Regions from separate parts of the Homo sapiens genome. Here region 2 is linked to region 1. The links are chromatin loops, found by intact Hi-C in ENCODE. Cell type or tissue: heart right ventricle. All regions are shown on one strand. Each heading gives the region's core, and the rest is flanking DNA. Links, peaks and the distances in the headings are about the cores only. Region 1 overlaps LOC107986009 (a long non-coding RNA gene). Region 2 overlaps LMCD1-AS1 (LMCD1 antisense RNA 1).

Region 1 (2,909 bases), core at 311-2,810:
CAATATCAAAGCCCAGACAGACTGAGACACTGCCTGTTTACACAATTCTATTCCACCTATCGTTTCAGTTTCGTACTTTTAGGAGTCCTTTGAGGCCCGTCTCTTTTGAAACCCATTTCAAAGATGAGAAACCTGAGGTTCAAAGAGGTTGAGCATCCTGCCCAAAGCCATGCAGCAGGTTGGGCCGGACCAGGGTCTTCTGTCTTCTGGTTCTCCAGTATGGAATCAAAGAAAGAGTCCCTTTAAATCCAGAGGAGGCTTGGGGTATGCCAAGAAGCACCCAGTGCCTCCACAGAGCAGGCTTCGTCCTTCTCCGTCTTCACCTCCCTGGCCACCCTGGCAGTCCCAACTGTGCATAAGGGCCAGCCTCTCACTGTGGCCTCCACCCCGTCTTGTAATCGGTGCCTCCTGGTGAACTTGCCATGCCTTAGAACCCATCGCTGCCTCCCTTTCACTGCACAGTCTCGGTGTGAACCTTCTGAGTGCGTCTCCCAGCACTGGACCCTGCAGCCTCTGAGCCCCACTTCCACACTCTCATGTCAGACCTGCCAGCAGGCAGTCACCTGTACATGGTATGGCTGAGCCTGAGATCTCGCCTCCCAACACACAGCTGGCTCTAGACGGGCGGGACCATTCAGAGGCAGACAGAGGGAGGTGTGTAGGGGTACAGAGGACAGATAGATGTCACTGACCCCACCAACAAATAGTGAAACAGCAGAAGGAAAACATAGATGTACACGTGGGCATTAGGACACTTGGTCGAAAGTAACGGAAACCCAACCCACGCTGGGTGAAGCAGTTTACTGGCACACAGAACCGACAAGTCTGGTGTAGTTCTGGCTCTGGGCTGGGGTGTTCCCAGAGGTTCAGGCAATGTTGTTGAACATGTTTCTTTCTACCTGTCTCCTACGTTTCCCTATCCTGCTAATGGCAAGAGGTACACCCTTAGTTTCAGGCTGGCTATGACTTTCTCAGCATTCCTGCAGCCAAGAGCTCATGACTTTCCTGGTTGCTCTACAAAAGGCCCCAGGACTGAGACTCCTTGGGCCAAACACCCTGGCTTGAGCCAGCCTAACACCAGTCTCTATGGCCCTGTGCTGAAATAAGCTGATTATCCAGGCCCAGGTCCAGGGGATGGGAACTGCCCCATCAAAACCCATCCTGGTTGAGGAGAGGGCAAACCCCGCTTCCCGCAGGAAAATTCAGGTGCCATTTCCAGAAGCGGAGGGGAATCCTGGCAGCAAAACCACCAACACCCAGGGCAGTGTTTATGCACACACTGGACACCGGGTGTCCCCAGCCAACCACTTTCCTTGTAAGACTGCAAGCTTGGACCTGTTTAATGTCACATGTGAACCTGATAAGAAACCAGGCTGGAGGGTTTCCTCTGAGGATGCAAGGGCTGGAATGGAGATTCTCTGTCTAGACTGGACTGAGTTCTTTCTGAAACTGGGCAGGACACTCAGGCTCCCAACTTTCCTTCCTTCCTGGTGCCCCCAGCAGCCACTGCTGATCGCCCTGCCTCACAGTCAGGGAGGCTGTTGAGGAAGACAAGATGCCTGTTATTTCTAAGGGACATACTCTCTCCAGGTGGTACAGAGTGCAGACTCTCCCCTGAGAAAAAGAGAGTGAATGAGGACAGCCCGGGCTGCAGAAGCCAGTGTGGTCTGCCCATTGGGCAGCAATGGGCAGGTGGCGTTGGCTCTGTGGTCATTGGTGGGCACAGGGAGTCCAAATTCTTGCAGGGGAACAAATCCAATCTGATTTTACAAACATGACAATCTTCCTGGCTCGAAGCATCTGGTTATTCTTCTCATTCCTCCAGCTTGGCTCAGAGAAAGTTTTCTCAAAGAAGGATCCACTCAGCGGCTGCCCCTTACAGCTGCAGAAAATCCTCTTTAGTTTTGCCCTGAAGCAGATAGCTGCAGATGCAGCAAACCATCCATGAAGAGATGGGATTTATATTGACAGACACATGTTTATCCAGATCAATTAGGGAAAATTATTTTTGCAACACTCCTCAAACAAGGTTTGGCAGCTAATAATCAGTTTGAGTCGTGCAATGTGAATGCCAAAAATGTGAGATGAGATGAGAAAGCTACGTGCTAGATTGCCTCTCGGGAGAGCACTGTCTGGCCGGGAAGAGACACTGTGGTGATCCTCTGGCACAGGGGGCAGGATGCTCTCTAAATTACTCTGCATAATTAAGGAGAGATAAGTTTGACATCGGGAAGGGAGTGATTGGATTGGGCAAACTGACCACTGTGTGAAGGAGTGGCAGGAGAGAGAGAGAAAGCCAGCACTGCAGAGAAGGGCCTGGGGAATGCCCATGCCCATGTGCCGGGTGGAGAACTTTCAAGGGAGATCTTGGGTGCAGGGTGACATGGACCTGCCCACGTTGTCAGGGGAAACTGTTGAGAAATCCTCAAATGCTTGGTGGATGAATCTTTTCTTTTTGCTTCTCTGGATCCTCTCCGGACCCCTCTCCACTCTAGACTGGGCCCTGGGAGGCTGTCCTGCATGGACCTCCTTGCCCTCTGGCTTTTTTGAGGGTTTGGCCAATGGGGAGCACAATACCCTGAATGTGTCCCACCAATATTCGTAGGTTGAAATCCTAACCCTGAATATGAATGCACTTTACTTTGGGGAGTAATCAGGTCATGAGCATGGAGCCTTCATGAACGGGATTAGTGCCCTTATAAGAAGAGATGCAAGGGTTTGATCTTGCTCTCTACTCTCCATCACTTGGGGATACAACAAGAAGGTGACCATCTGCAAACCAGGAAGCAGGCCCTTCCTAGACACCAGATCTGCCAGCACCTTGATCTCGGACTTCCAGCTTCCGGACTGGGAGAAATAAATTTCTGTTGTTTATAAGGCACCTAGTCTATGGTATTCTTCTGTAGCTG
Region 2 (2,909 bases), core at 229-2,728, 280 kb after region 1:
GTGTGTATGTTTATATATATCTTTTCAAATGTGTAATATTTTCCATAAATGTAGACAGATACCTACTTGAGTATTTTTTTTTTCCAAGGCAGAAGAATTTTTCTTAGTACAGAACAAAATGGGGTCTCCCATGTCTACTTTCTACACAGACACAGCAACAATCTGATTTCTCTTTCCTTTCCCCACACTTCCCCCCCTTCCACTCGACAAAACCGCCGTCGTCATCATGGCCCGTTCTCAATGAGCTGCTGGGTACACCTCCCAGACGGGGTGGCGGCCGGGCAGAGGGGGCCCCCACTCCCAGACGGGGCGGCCGGGCAGAGGCGCCCCCCACCTCCCTCCCGGACAGGCTGGCCGGGCGGGGGCTGCCCCCCACCTCCCTACCAGACGGGGCAGCTGGCGGGGCGGTACTTGAGTATTTTTGAACTGACTTCACTGTAATATCAGAATTTATCTGATATTACAGCTATCCATCCACCCTGACAATTTGACCCTTCTCTCCTGGTTTAAAATCATTAATCTTTATTTCATGAATCAAACCAGAGAATTAAATGACATCTTGGTGATATGAATAGTATAGATTCATTTTCAATAGGTTGCTTTGATCTTCTTTTTTATGAAAGTGTCTTTATCTTGCCAACATGACCTTCTTTTCAGCCTGCTATTATCTGAAAAATAGCCTTTGCTATTCTTTGGAACTTTTCCACTCTCTGTGGCCTCCAATGAATTTATCATTGTTCAGACATTTAGTTTTGCTCCCACAGAAGTATAGAAGTATTTTTTTTTACAAGTCTCAACATACTTTCCAAAACACAATAGCGATTGTTAGCTAATCATTATTGTGTGTGGAGCAGACAAAAGCTCTTTAAAATGAGTGTAGGTTTGTTCTCTGGCAACAAAAATTCAGACTCATTTTTTCCCATCATTTCCTGGCAGCAATTGAGGCTGCAACTTGACTTGAACCTCTGATAAGAGACAAAAAAAAAAAAAAAAAAGAAAGAAAAAATTGAACGTTAGTGAGAATCATTTATTATGTTTCGTGGACATACAGGATTTTCTGAAAAGCCTTTCTGTTTGGATAATTTCCCATAATAGGACTCTTTTCCACCCAAGGTGGGAGCCGGTCGTACATTTTCCTAGCCTCTCTTGCGGATGCAGTCATATGGCTTAGGCTCCCCACCAATAAGATGCACACACAGAGGAGATTTTGATGTGAAGTGACCAGAGGAAGCAGCAGAGCACGAAGTCCATTTACTGGCAATAGTGGTGGTAGAGGCATTCGGCTTTTGGAGGCAGGTGTAGGGGAGATTCTTGGTGTTTGAGGCCTGACTGTGGACTGAGCTGCAGTGTCTGAGTCCCAGGAGCAGTGGGACCTCTGCTGGCGCAGTTCAGAAGTGTGGTTGCTGCACAGCCTCTCAACCACTGCAGACTCTGAGCTACCAGATGTCTTTCAATACATTCTGCTGTTTCCAAATGATGCAATCAATCAGACATATCTAGGTATTTTTACCTTATCAACACTTGAATATGATTTTTTAATGGGAAAACACATAAAGGAATGGTGTAAGAAGAATCTAAACAATTTTTTATGGAGTCTTACCAAACAGTGAACTTAGGTGTATGTTTAATTAATTACAGCAATTATTTAAAAAAAAAAAAAGACCTTCTTGCTTGGGACAAGCACACTCTTTTAGTCAAGGGCGGTGGCTAGAGGCAAAGTACCATCTCTGACTCTGGGCTCTTTGGGGTCATTCTTTTCTTAGGTTCTACCTTTGATTTGCCAAGCTTTCATTTGTGACAGGACCTTTATGTCAAGAAACAGCCTAATCACTGGAAGACAGCTTGGGGCTTATGTCTCTCTGCAGTTTAAGTTCATTTTCTGAAATGTGAGGCTTTCTGCCCTAACTAATACCATCAGGATTGCTGGCATCATGGTGTTTTGTGGTTCTGTCCTTGAGTCTTTCTCATAGTCTGCTGCTTTGAGTCTTCCACTTAAGAAGGACATCTGCTATGGGTTGGCAGAAAAGCCATGGTGCATCACAGATTGAGTGGACTTTGCTCTACTCTGCTCAGTGGTGCTGAGCTCTGAAGCCTCCAGTTGGTCCAGGGATTGGGTCATGCTGACCTGCACCACATCCCTGAGCTGCCCTTGGATTCTTTTCCTAGGCGACACCTTCTTTTGTAGTTATTTGCCTTCCCTAGAGTGTGAGCTGCTTGGAGGCAGGATTCCTATCTTGGCTCCTTCTTTGGCCTCAAGCTACAGAATGGTGCTGGACATAGTCCCAGTACTTAAAGAGGCATCACAGGCCCTGGTGTCCCAAGGGACACTGGTCTTAGCTGCATGAATCCGGAGATGCTGGCATTTTCTGGCCATCTCTCTGTTCTTGCTGGCTCCCGGGGCCACATTGACCAGGAACCGAGCCCATCCATTTGATCTCCCTGGGAGACCTGCTTTTATTTTATGTCTGGGATCTCTCACAAATCCCCTTCATGATGCTCTTTGCCTATCAGGCTATTCAGGTAGCTCCTCTGGCCTTTTGGGGCATGTACTTGTTTGGGCCCCTAAATAAGAAAAGATTCCCTTTTTTATGATTTTTGCCTTTTCTCCTTTTTCAGAATAAGTCTCATCTCTTCTACAGCTGCTGGGCAATGGACAAAAGTTGCTGTTAATTGGCTAAAGCCACACTCTACATTTTAAACCACGGTGGTCCTAAGAAACAAAATAAATAAACAAAGGCCTCTGGAATCCTTTACATTCTATGTATTCATTTTGATTGGATTACATCTGCATAAAGTGCAAATAGTTGCTTGAAAAATAAAATATTTATTCCACTAGTTAACTCTATAAATACAGGTATCTGAATACTCAGGATTATACCCAAATCACAGAATATTAAAATGTGACAACC

Evidence for each region. A loop is a pair of places that touch in the nucleus more often than their neighbours do. Peaks named below come from ENCODE experiments on the same cell type or tissue, not always from the same donor. Only the 100,000 strongest peaks of a DNase experiment are listed, where the experiment ranks them.
Region 2: it touches region 1 in a loop (2.9-fold over the local background); 7 of 110 quality-filtered maps call a loop at or near these places.

What each region holds. Positions count from the first base shown.
Region 1 is chr3:8,606,099-8,609,007 of GRCh38, reverse strand. The region is part of intron 3 of LOC107986009 (a long non-coding RNA gene); the gene reads left to right. Among named protein-coding and RNA genes, the nearest start is that of LINC00312, 36 kb to the right of the region's middle. In heart right ventricle, for the core only: CTCF peaks have their summits at 1,082 and 1,283; a DNase peak (open chromatin) is centred at 1,297; H3K27ac peaks cover 515 bases.
Region 2 is chr3:8,323,417-8,326,325 of GRCh38, reverse strand. All of the region lies in intron 3 of LMCD1-AS1 (LMCD1 antisense RNA 1), which reads left to right. Among named protein-coding and RNA genes, the nearest start is that of LMCD1-AS1, 180 kb to the left of the region's middle. In heart right ventricle, for the core only: a CTCF peak has its summit at 1,379; a DNase peak (open chromatin) is centred at 1,371.